Regions from separate parts of the Homo sapiens genome. Here regions 1 and 2 are each linked to region 3. Evidence: chromatin contacts called from ENCODE Hi-C or POLR2A ChIA-PET data. All regions are on one chromosome and are shown on one strand. The core of a region is the stretch at or near the end of the contact, and the rest is flanking DNA. Distances in the headings are between cores, read along the strand shown.

Region 1 (3,736 bases), core at 435-2,934, 600 kb before region 3:
CTCAGCCTCCCGAGTAGCTGGGACTACAGGCTTACACCACCACACCCGGCTAATTAAAAACATTTTTTTGTAGAGATGGAAGTCTCCCTATGTTGCCCAGGCTGGTCTCAAACTCCTAAGCTCAAGCAATCCTCCTACCTTGGCCTCCCAAAGTGCTGAGATTACAAGCATGAGCCACCGTGCCTGGTCTAGCATGATTTTTATCACGACTTTTTCTGTCTTTTAAGATTGGAAAGGCATAAATCAATATTTCAGGTAAAAGCTTGTTATTTATTTTCCTGAGAATTTGGGGAATTTTCTTCTAAGGCCATTCTGGGATGTTAGCAAACAGCTTTTAGAATCACTGATCTATATCCAAATGATAAAACATGAGAGAGACTGAAAGCTCTCTGAGAATAGAAACATAACTTTTTCAGCTTTTTATACTCCTCAATGTCTCGCATAGAGTTTCGACATAGTAGAAACTCTATAAATATTTGTTGAAAGAAGAAAGGAAGGAAGGAAGGAAGGGAGGGAGGGAGGGAGGGAGGGAGGGAGGGAGGAGGGAGGGAGGGAAGAAGGAAGGAAACATGTACACAAACATTTGTGTACGTGTTTACCTCACCTTTAATAATTATACCTGTGTTCATTGAACATTTACTATAGGCCAGCCACCACTATGCTAAGCACTGACCATATATTATCTCATCAAACTCTCCTAGTAACACTTTGCAGTGGACACTACAACCAATCCAATTTTGCAGAGGAGGAAACCGAGGCTTAGGAAATTTGGAAAACTTGCGCACCGTTGCCTAATTAGGCAGAGTCAGATTAGAAACCAGTATAATTAGGCATTATATGAGAGGCAGAGAGTTGAACCACCAAGCTCTGCCTTTGCTGTGCCCCTGAAACACAGTGTGTAAAGAGGACACTGCAAACTTGAGCATATTTTAATGCATCAGGATATATGCTGTGTGCAAGGGAACTTCCTCTTTTCAAAAGCACTCACTCTCCCTGCCCCCCACCCCAGTGAAGGACCTAAGGATTCTGAAAATATGCAGCCAAGGGGAAAAGTCTGGCAAGGTGTGCCAAGTTTTCTTTGAATGCTTTTGTCCCCTGCTGACCTATCTCAAACACATCTCCTTTCCCCAGGAGTTCTGAAAACTCAGTCTTGAAGTCCATCCTGATTTTGGGTCTATGAGAATCATGCCTCACGCATCCCTGCCTGTGCACAGAAAATGTGCAACACTGGCAGGCAATTAGAAAAGAAACAGTCCAGCTATTAGGCAGTTAAGCTGCTCTTAGAACCTGGGTGCAGAATATACGGAGCTCTTAAAAAATTGCTTAACATAAGTATTAAAGGGCTGTAGAAATGGCACAGTCCACAAACGGTGTTTCTAGAAACCTAAAAAAACATATATTATGGGGTTGGTTTTTAATCTCATAGAGTTTAAAAGGTGATTTTAAAACAAAAACAATTTTTCTCCTCCTCCAAAAGCACCACTGTAAAAACTGTTTCTTGTTTTTCTGCTAAGGCCGAGCAGCGCTTGTTTGCCATCATTCATCCAGCAGAGGTCTCTCTTGCCCACCATACGCTCAGAAGAGTCCCTTGCTTGTGTGTGTGTATTCAGTACCAGGGGCGTGACCGTCAGGCTGCAGAATGAAGAAATACGGACAAAGACTTTCAGGCCTGAGAGACTAAGGAGAAAAGAATCTGTGGCTTTGGAGGTGGGATTGCAATGTTTGAGAAATGTATACTTTAATAATGACTGTGTTTGAACAGTAGGCTTCAAGTCTGTACTTTAAACTTCTCAAATTTTGAATAAATTGGTCACTTCTTATTGGAAAATTATTAGTTTTACTTGTGCTGTTAAACTTACATATACACTGTGTCTCCTTTCTGTGTGTCATTATCAAGCTGTGCAAATAGGGAAAGGGGAAGTCACGTTGCCTCTGTTTCCATTTGTCCAGGCCACTCTCAGCCAGATATCTCATCCCAGAGTGGAGCTTGGCCTCAGTGAGTGCTCTGACCTTGGCAGAGCAAGGTGGTCCAACCCTTGGTGCATCTCAAGTGATTGTCCACTAAGGGTGGAAGTTAGTTCTTAACTTTAGCAGCTTCCTCTGTCAGGAACTCAGAGCAAATTCACATGGGTTGTTGAGACCAGATCCCAAATCTGTGGGTGCATGGGAAAGGTGTGCTGGAGAAAGTCACGGTCTTCCTTCCTCCCCACAGAGCAAGGCCTTCTCCTGAAGCCACAGGACAGACCAACGAGGAATCATGCTGCCCCACGGCCAAGTTCTGATATGACACCAAGGGAGGCAGGCATGGGTTTCCATACTGAGGGAAGCAATCTGGTGAGGATGGAGCTGGATCAAAAAAGACATGTTAAAAATAAGACCCTCGGCTGGGCACGGTGGCTCATGCCTGTAATCCCAGCACTTTGGGAGGCTGAGGCAGGCAGATCACGAGGTCAGGAGTTCGCGACCAGCCTGACCAACATGGTGAAACCCTGTCTCTACTAAAAATACAGAAATTAGCTGGGCGTGGTGGCGTGCACCTGTAATCCCAGCTACTCAGGAGGCTGAGGCAGGAGAATTGCTTGAAGTCAGTAGGTGGAGGTTACAGTGAGCCAAGATTGTGCCACTGTACTCCAGCCTGGGCGACAGAGCGAAACTCCATCTCAAAACAAATAAAAAAAAAAAAAAGACCCTTATACAGTTTTGTTGGGAATGTTAATTAGTACGACCACTTTACAGAATGATTTAGTGTTCCTCAAAAAACTAAAAATAGAGCTACCCTATGGTCCAGCAATCCCACTGCTGGGTATGTACCCAAAGGAAAGGAAATCAGTATGTCCAAGAGATATCTGCACTCCCATATTTGTTGCAGCACTGTTCACAATAGCCAAGATTTGGAAGCAACCTGAGTGTCCATCCACAGATGAACAGATAAAGAAAATGTGGCATATATATGCAATGGAATACCATTCAGCCATAAGAAAGAAAGAGATCCCACCATTTTCAACAACATGAATGGAACAGTAGGTCATTTTGTTAAGTGAAATAAGCCAGGCACAGAAAGACAAACTTCCCGTGATCTGACTTATTTGTGGGAGCTAAAGATCAAAACCACTGAACTCATGAAGATAGAGAATAGAAGGATGGTTATCAGAGGGTGGGAAGGGTAGTGGAGGGAAAGTGGGATGGTTAATGGGTACAAAAAATAATTAGAAAGAACGAATAAGACCTAGTACTTGATAGCACAACAGGGTGACTATAGTCAGTAACAATTTAATTGTACATTTAAAAATAAAAGAGTCTAGCTGGATTGTTTGTAACACAAAGGATAAACGCTTGAGGGGATGGATACCCATTTTCCTTGATGTGATTATTACACATTGCATGCCTGTATCAAAGTAGCTCATGTACTCCATAAATATATACACCTACTATGTACCCACAAAATATATACACCTATTATGTACCCACAAAAATTTAAAAAATAAAACATCCCTTTTTGACTACTCCAAACCTCTCAGTGGCTGAACACTGATATTTAAATCAAATGTTTAAAAGATCCACTTTCACTCTGCTTCCTTTATATCTTTTTTTAAAATATGCTAGACCTTTTTTTAAAAAATGGCTTTTTTAGAGAAGTTTTAGGTTTACAGAAAAATTGAGCAGAAAATATAGAGAGTTCCCATCTACTTCTTGCCCCACATGCCTACAACCTCCCCCACTAACAACCCACCAAAGT
Region 2 (3,959 bases), core at 123-2,622, 530 kb before region 3:
CAACCCTTTGAACTGCTGAAGTCCAGTGCCACTGACGAGTCACATTCCTTTGTCCTCCCCCCTGGTGCAGCAAAGTGTGCATGTTCTCACCATCCTGGATCTGTTGCATTTCTGTTAATAAGTCAAAAGGGTCGAATTAAAATGTACCATTTGATTGGCCATTCCTTTGTTGTCTTTCTCTTCCACTGAGATAAATGCCACCAGGGCAGGACTTTACATTGTTCCCCCACTACATCTCCCGTGCCTAGAATCTGGAAGACCAAAGGTGCTCAACAAATACTTGTGAAATAAATGCGTGAGTGATGGCCCCAACTCTTACATTCTAAATTTCTGTCGTTACAAGAGACAAAAGGGCAGAGTCCATTTCGGCTGCCCCCATCCCTTCATCCCCAGAGTTATGAAACTACAAATCCTGAGACCTCAATTCTCCTCATTCCACTCGGAGATGATTCCCACCTCTTAATGTCCTTTCTTTTTGGCCTTGTTTTTCTTTCCATTCTTGCATGTCTTTAACTCTTCTACTAATAACACAAGTGACCCCATTTCCTCTGTTGTCTCCAAACCACTATCCATGCCATTTTCCCTTCAGTTTGCCTTTGGTGAGAAAAAAAAAATATTCTCCCAGAAATGTGACTCAGAAGTAATCAATGTAAATGTCATCCAAGGCCATGGGGAATTTCTTGGCCATGAATCACATCCCTTGTGCTGAGAACCTGGGTTATAGTCATGGCAGAAAGTCCCAGCACCCAGAAACACCCCCTTCCTCCCCAGCCCCATGCCCACTGGATGCAAGAATTTCTCCTCGTCCTTTTTTGTTGTGGCTGTCCTTGGGCACATTGGGCAAAGGCTCATGCAGGCTTGTTTCCCTTCCCAGCTTGGTTCTGTGACTGTTGCAATGGACTTTAGCGCCTGGCAGGAAGTGCCTGGCTCACCTCCGCTCCAGCAACTGTGGCTGCCACTGCTGATGGAGGAATGAGAGACACAACCCACGGCCAGGTTTCAGCACAGGCTCAGGACCAGGGCACCTCAGATTTTCCATGCCAGCTGGAAACAGGACATGAAAGGTACAGGTTAGGAAGGAGCTATGGCTGGCGAGTTCAAAGGCCCCATTCATGAAGTTTAAAAAAAAAAAAAACACTTTCGGTATTTAGATTGCTCTGCCTTCTTTGTTCTTTCACTTTTTCTCTCAAGTTTGTAGAGCAGGTCCCAGTGCATGAATTTGAAAATAAGAAAGAAAGAAAGACAGGAAGGGGCGGGGGGAGGAAGGGAGCCTAAAGCTCATCAAAACCTGCACAAAGGTGACACTCATGCATATGCTATCAAAGTGGAAGGGAAATACATCTGTACCCACACATAACAGGCAGTGACAAGTTTAGAAATTGTTATCCCGGTCATGGGAAGGTCATTGACAAGTTTTTCAGGTCTCCAGTAAGTAGGAAAATGATTGGGGCAGACTGAGTGTCTAGCAACCTTGAATGAGAGAAGCAGAAAGGCACAGGGGTAGGCGCGTGGGCTTGGAGCCAGTCTGTTTGGGCATTCCAATTGTAGGAAGTAAATGAAATAAACCACACAAAAAAGAATCATCCTGGCACATGATGGGCTCTCAACAAATACCAGTGAAAGTAATGAATGAATATGTGAAGTGCTTCTCAGAGGCCCAGGGCACGGAGGGGTGCTCACTGAAGAGCAGCAGCAGGAGTAGTCATGCTTGAGCCCAATGTTGGAATCCCTTCCTGTCACTCGGCTGGGTTTGACTGGGAGCAGTCGGGACACCACAGGACTAGGGGAAAGAGGAGGATCCACTACACCCAGAGCATCTGCTCTGCCGGTGAGCAAGGCTGATGACACAGATCGCAATGGCAGTGACAGGAACAGTGAAGGGTCACTGTCTTTAGAAAAGGCCATGTCTAAATGGGTGCAAACCTAGCCAATCCCCTCCAAAAGAAAGTTCCCAGCTTCTCTGACCGGGGACTTTCTCCGCCAGCACCCAGGGGATGAAGGAACAATTTTCCTTTATCCTGTGCCTGCAGCACAGCACGGCACAGGCAGAGCCTCCTGTTTCAAAGGCAAACCTTGAAGTTTACAGTGCCCTCTACCTGAAGAGAGTTAGTTTAAAAATCAAAACGTGGCAGAAAGTCAGAGCTGGTAGAGAATTTGAATATTACCTAGGTAACCCCATATTCACTGAGGCTCTGCATTACTCAAAAAACCCACCTGGAGGCCAGGCGCGGTGGCTCATGCCTGTAATTCCAGCACTTTGGGAGGCTGAGGCGGGTGGATCACCTGAGGTCAGGAGTTCGAGACTAGCCTGGCCAACATGGTGAAACCCTGTCTCTACTAAAAATACAAAAATCAGCCGGGCGTGCTGGTGGGCGCCTGTAATACCAGCTACTTGGGAGGCTGAGGCAGGAGAATCACTTGAACCCGGGAGGTAGAGGTTGCAGTGAGCCGAGATAGTGCCACTGCACTCCAGCCTGGGTGACAAGAGTGAAACTCTGTCTCAAACAAAACAAAACAAAACAAAACAACCCAAAAACCCACCTCAAACTACTTTAAGCAAAAGAAGAAAATTCCTTGGCTCACAACACCCAACTTGCAGAAGACAGTGAGTTGAACTGGCTTTAGGAACTAGTAGGAACAGGGACTTAAACGTGGTCAGAGCTCTTATCTTAACTTCTGGTATTTCCAGACTCATTTCCAAGCTGTGGGACATTCCTCAGAGTCAGTTTTTTCCATCCGTGTAATGGGAATATTAACTTTCCTATCTACCTCCCAGAATTATTAACATGATCAAATGAGAAAATACATGAACAGAGGTACATATACAGTTGGTTATTAACACTTGTTTTTAAAATGTGAATTTATTGTGATTGAATTAAAGTATTGGGGACAATGTGAACATAATTCAAGTTTCTCATAGGCAATTTTATCTGCAAGAGAAAACTAGATTAACATAGAAGATGGCACCCAGCTGAACTGAGTCTTGTCAGGATTCACAAAATGCCACATGCACATATTCCACGCATCTGCCCTACTACCTTGCAGATGTGTTATTCTAACTAATCTACTTATCACAACCAACTGGGTCATCCTACGAGGTTATATTTTCCTATTCTTTCACATTTGTAAAGTGTTGTGTATTAAAAAGAATTCATTCAACATCTCCAACATGTCTAAGCATCACAAGCAGGGCATGGGAAAGAAAAGCTTTGTGTATTGAGGGGGGAAATTGAAGTAAAGCATTTTGAGAGAATCAAGAGAACCTATGCTATCTCCCAAGCAACAGACCATAGAAATAAAAGAAATGTCTGTGGATGGAATAAGTTCAAGTGCTGAGAAATCAATAAGAATAAGGCATGATCCACCCACCTTGGACACCCAAAGTGCTGGGATTATAGGCGAGGTCAAGAGATCGAGACCATCCTGGCCAACATGGTGAAACCCCATCTCTACTAAAAATACAAAAATTAGCTGGGCATGGTGGCAAGTGCCTGTAGTCCCAGCTACTTGGGGAGGCTGAGGCAGGAGAATCGCTTGAACCTGGGAGGCGGAGGTTGCAGTGAGCTGAGATTGCACCACTGCACCCCTCCAGCCTGGTGACAGAGCAAGACTCCGTCTCAAAAAAAAAAAAAAAAAAAAAAAAAAAAAAAAAAAGGCATGAAGACATAGAAGAGATGGAAAGATGAGCATTGTTGAAACCGAAAACTAGGTGGTGAAAAATAAGGGCAACCTCGCTCACAAAGAGAAAGCACTATCTACGTGCAAAAACCTTAATGGAAATTACCACATTCTGCAGAAATGACACCTTTTGTTCTATGAGGGGCTGATTTGGTGATTTCAAATATCACCACAATTTCCAAAGACTTCAGCTATTGAGTGAAGTCCTCAAGTGTGGATGAGAAAACTGCAAAGGAATTTCCAGCAGGGATACAGAAATTAACTAAAGAAGAAAATGCTAC
Region 3 (3,424 bases), core at 417-2,916:
CTTCTCCCACTTGCATCTCAATATGCAAAAGGTTCTGTAGTGCTGGGCTCTTTGGCTAAAGGAATCAAAACATATTTGAAGAAGACAAGCCAGTTTAAGGAGCCTACAGTTTGTTCTTCACCACTCACTAAGAGGGCACATTGAAATCAAAAGCATTTTTGAAGTGTACTTAGAATTCTGTTTTGAACTTATCTAATCAGAGATAAGTATAGTCATAAAGTCACTCTCCTTCCACCATTTGGCTTCCCTTATCTCCACGCATTGTTCTTATCTCCTGCTAGTCTCAGCTACTGACAATAGATTATCTTTGTTTAGAGAGGCTAATTGTTTTCAAAATCCTTTTAATTATTGCTTTGGAACTAGGTGTGCAAATGAGGCTTAAGATAATTACAACTTCACTTGTTTGTGCAGTTTTACTAAGCATTCTCCACACATAAACAAAACAGCAGATGATGGGACTTAAATTGCAGTGCATCTCTCATTCCCTGGCAGCAAAATAGGCCAGCATTGCAACACACACACACACACACATACACACACACACACACACACACACACCTCTTTATTTAATCTTCTTGGAGCCGCTGTCGTTCTCGCTTTGAGGGCAGTGTCCCTCTCAGAGCAGGGTAAGGATTATATTACAACCGGACGGTTATTGGAGCCGGGCACAGTTTTATTTAATTTACACCACATCCAGCGCCTTTCGTACGAGGTTCCCAAAGCATTTTTGCTAATAGCAAGTAAAGCCTCTCGGCATTCCTCAGTAGCAGAGGTGGCACTGCAAAACACAACCGCACAGATGGGGAAATTGAGTCCAGAAGCTTCAGGAACCTGCTGGTTTCAATCGCAGAACATTAAGATACCAAATCACAAATGAACGCTCGGAGTCTCTAGGTGCTCAGCAAGTATGCTCTAAACAGCTCTCTGCCTGGTCTCAAATCATGGAGGTCTTTTGTGAACGAGGGAAACGCTGTCCGACTGGGAGTACTTGTGCCCTTTGGAGGGTGGTGTGCAGCAGTGGGGGGAGGACAGTGGTAGTTGGTGGGGGGAGGGAGGAGGAAATAGGGTTGGACTCCTCGAGCTGAAGCCAACCCGAAGCCACTCTTCCAGAGGCTGCATGCGCGGACCCTGGTCTGCTCTTGAATTATTTATCGCGTTCCATAAGCTATTCATCAATCCATTATTTATTCATTCCAACATTAAAGTAATTAAATATGAGCTCACCGGGAGAGGGCAAGTCTGCAAGGGATGAGGACAAGAGTACGGAGGGAGAGGGGAGGAATTAAGGTTTGGAGTCATTGATTTGTGCGGAGTTGTGCGCGACTCCCCTTAGGTGATACTGGCGACGGGTCCCGCGTTGCAGGGTCCTGACGCGCTCACCCACTCCCTACCTCCCCACACCTCCGCAGCGCAGCTCCCTCAGACCCCAACTGGCTTCCCACCTTTCCTCTTCCTTCTCCTCCCACCACTCCCTACCCGCGCAGCCCCGGCAACACCCCCAACCCCCAGCTCCGCAGCCTCGCCCTCCCCGCTCTGGGCGGTGCGGCCTCTCTGCCCAGCCGGGCGGCGCGCTGGCTGGCCAGCCCCGGATAGGCGCCGCCGGCAGCCAATCAGCGTGCCGGGGACGCTGCGCGCTTTAAGGCCGCTGCGGGGAGAACAGAAACCAAGTTCCCCGGCAACTAGCAGCATCCACCGGGCGGGAGGTCGGAGGCAGCAAGGCCTTAAAGGCTACTGAGTGCGCCGGCCGTTCCGTGTCCAGAACCTCCCCTACTCCTCCGCCTTCTCTTCCTTGGCCGCCCACCGCCAAGTTCCGACTCCGGTTTTCGCCTTTGCAAAGCCTAAGGAGGAGGTTAGGAACAGCCGCGCCCCCCTCCCTGCGGCCGCCGCCCCCTGCCTCTCGGCTCTGCTCCCTGCCGCGTGCGCCTGGGCCGTGCGCCCCGGCAGGCCCCAGCCATGTCGATGCTGCCGTCGTTTGGCTTTACGCAGGAGCAAGTGGCGTGCGTGTGCGAGGTTCTGCAGCAAGGCGGAAACCTGGAGCGCCTGGGCAGGTTCCTGTGGTCACTGCCCGCCTGCGACCACCTGCACAAGAACGAGAGCGTACTCAAGGCCAAGGCGGTGGTCGCCTTCCACCGCGGCAACTTCCGTGAGCTCTACAAGATCCTGGAGAGCCACCAGTTCTCGCCTCACAACCACCCCAAACTGCAGCAACTGTGGCTGAAGGCGCATTACGTGGAGGCCGAGAAGCTGCGCGGCCGACCCCTGGGCGCCGTGGGCAAATATCGGGTGCGCCGAAAATTTCCACTGCCGCGCACCATCTGGGACGGCGAGGAGACCAGCTACTGCTTCAAGGAGAAGTCGAGGGGTGTCCTGCGGGAGTGGTACGCGCACAATCCCTACCCATCGCCGCGTGAGAAGCGGGAGCTGGCCGAGGCCACCGGCCTCACCACCACCCAGGTCAGCAACTGGTTTAAGAACCGGAGGCAAAGAGACCGGGCCGCGGAGGCCAAGGAAAGGTACGCGGCGTGCTTCCCGCGACTCGGGCGACCCTAGGAAGCCGTCCTTTCTCCTCCGCCCCCTCCCGCCCCCGCAGGCACCAGCCACCAAGTCCTCCCCGCCGGCCGGAGCCCGTCCACGGGGCGGCGCGCAGGCCCTCCGCGGCGCTGCAGCGAAAGTTCATGAACTCTGAGGTTCCTTGCTAAGGATGGGGCCTCATTTGCTTTGAGCACCCGCGCGTGGGTTTCTCTGGGATGTGAGTGTCGGGAAATATTGGCGCTAGATTTGGTCTTTATGCCTCCCTGGCTGGCCGCGGCTATGAGTGGTGGGTGGAGAGTGAGTTTCTAAATCAACGGGCAGTGAAATGTTGATTGGTGTCGCAAGGAAAGGGGTTTGGTGGGAGCTGAGGTTCGCGAACCTCTCTCCTCTTGCTCCCCAGAGGGGTGAAGCTGGCCTGAGACATTGGCTCTGCCCCCACTCCCGCCTGGTTCTCCACAGCTCTCTCTTGATAGTCTTTTGGTTTAGAGGTAGCCTGCTTCATTTCTCACTAGCTGGACAAATGGAGGAGACTTTTAAAGATACAACAAAAAGAGAGCTTTGGGGAGAGTTGGCGCTGCATTTACTCCCCGGCGCCCCAAATTAAGAAAGGGTTGATCCTCGCCGTGCTCGCTCGCGCGTGGCCCGGCACTGCAGCCCGTCGGTCTGGCTGACCGCGCCGCATGCCCAGACGAGGAAAGGGTCTCCAGTCGCAGCCCTCTCTCGCACTGGAGCTCACAAGGCAATATTTTAAAAATTGGTCTCTACTTTCCCCCACCTCGGGGCAACACCTTCGGCCACCTGGGCAGGCTCCTTCTGTTCTCTATAGCGTTTCGGACAGAGATTCAGAAGGACGGTGGGGAGGTGGCTGTGGCGGGGAGAGCGCTCCGCGAAG

What was found. Hi-C counts contacts between places; a loop is a spot of excess contacts on that map. ChIA-PET counts read pairs that join two places held with the same protein, here RNA polymerase II (POLR2A). Pooled maps may share reads with other maps.
Region 1: a loop to region 3 is called in a map of PC-3, with 4 times the contacts of the local background. The contact joins the enhancer-like site here to the promoter of SIX1 in region 3. A Hi-C loop is called at or near these places in 19 of 168 maps with a recorded cell type or tissue (GM11168, GM13976, GM13977 and 14 more), 10 of 37 single-sample maps with no recorded cell type and 17 of 50 pooled maps. POLR2A ChIA-PET finds 5 or more read pairs at or near these places in 9 of 52 experiments (AG04449, AG04450, BJ and 6 more).
Region 2: a map of PC-9 shows a loop between it and region 3 (3-fold over the local background). The contact joins the enhancer-like site here to the promoter of SIX1 in region 3. A Hi-C loop is called at or near these places in 5 of 168 maps with a recorded cell type or tissue (PC-9, adrenal gland, chondrocyte and 2 more), 5 of 37 single-sample maps with no recorded cell type and 10 of 50 pooled maps. POLR2A ChIA-PET finds 5 or more read pairs at or near these places in 4 of 52 experiments (PC-9, activated CD4-positive, alpha-beta T cell, activated CD8-positive, alpha-beta memory T cell and 1 more).

The regions. Positions count from the first base shown.
Region 1 is chr14:61,250,784-61,254,519 of GRCh38, reverse strand. It overlaps a transcript of PRKCH not described here. Among named protein-coding and RNA genes, the nearest start is that of TMEM30B, 29 kb to the left of the region's middle. Within about 2 kb of position 1,684, at least 5 of the 41 ENCODE cell types and tissues checked have a DNase peak (open chromatin) inside an H3K27ac peak, as active enhancers do; they include OCI-LY7, PC-3, PC-9 and 2 more, where a contact is called at or near this core.
Region 2 is chr14:61,175,589-61,179,547 of GRCh38, reverse strand. No RefSeq gene overlaps it. Among named protein-coding and RNA genes, the nearest start is that of TMEM30B, 100 kb to the left of the region's middle. RefSeq lists enhancers at 80-1,279, 1,394-1,895. Within about 2 kb of position 1,372, at least 10 of the 41 ENCODE cell types and tissues checked have a DNase peak (open chromatin) inside an H3K27ac peak, as active enhancers do; they include PC-9, adrenal gland and endothelial cell of umbilical vein, where a contact is called at or near this core.
Region 3 is chr14:60,647,719-60,651,142 of GRCh38, reverse strand. It overlaps SIX1 (SIX homeobox 1), which reads left to right and starts at 1,666. Exons shown (of 2, transcript NM_005982.4): 1 at 1,666-2,513. The coding sequence starts at 1,954. It overlaps MIR9718 (microRNA 9718), which reads right to left and starts at 2,495; the gene lies at 2,432-2,495. RefSeq lists a silencer at 1,510-1,749 and enhancers at 1,760-2,380, 2,381-3,002, 3,003-3,424.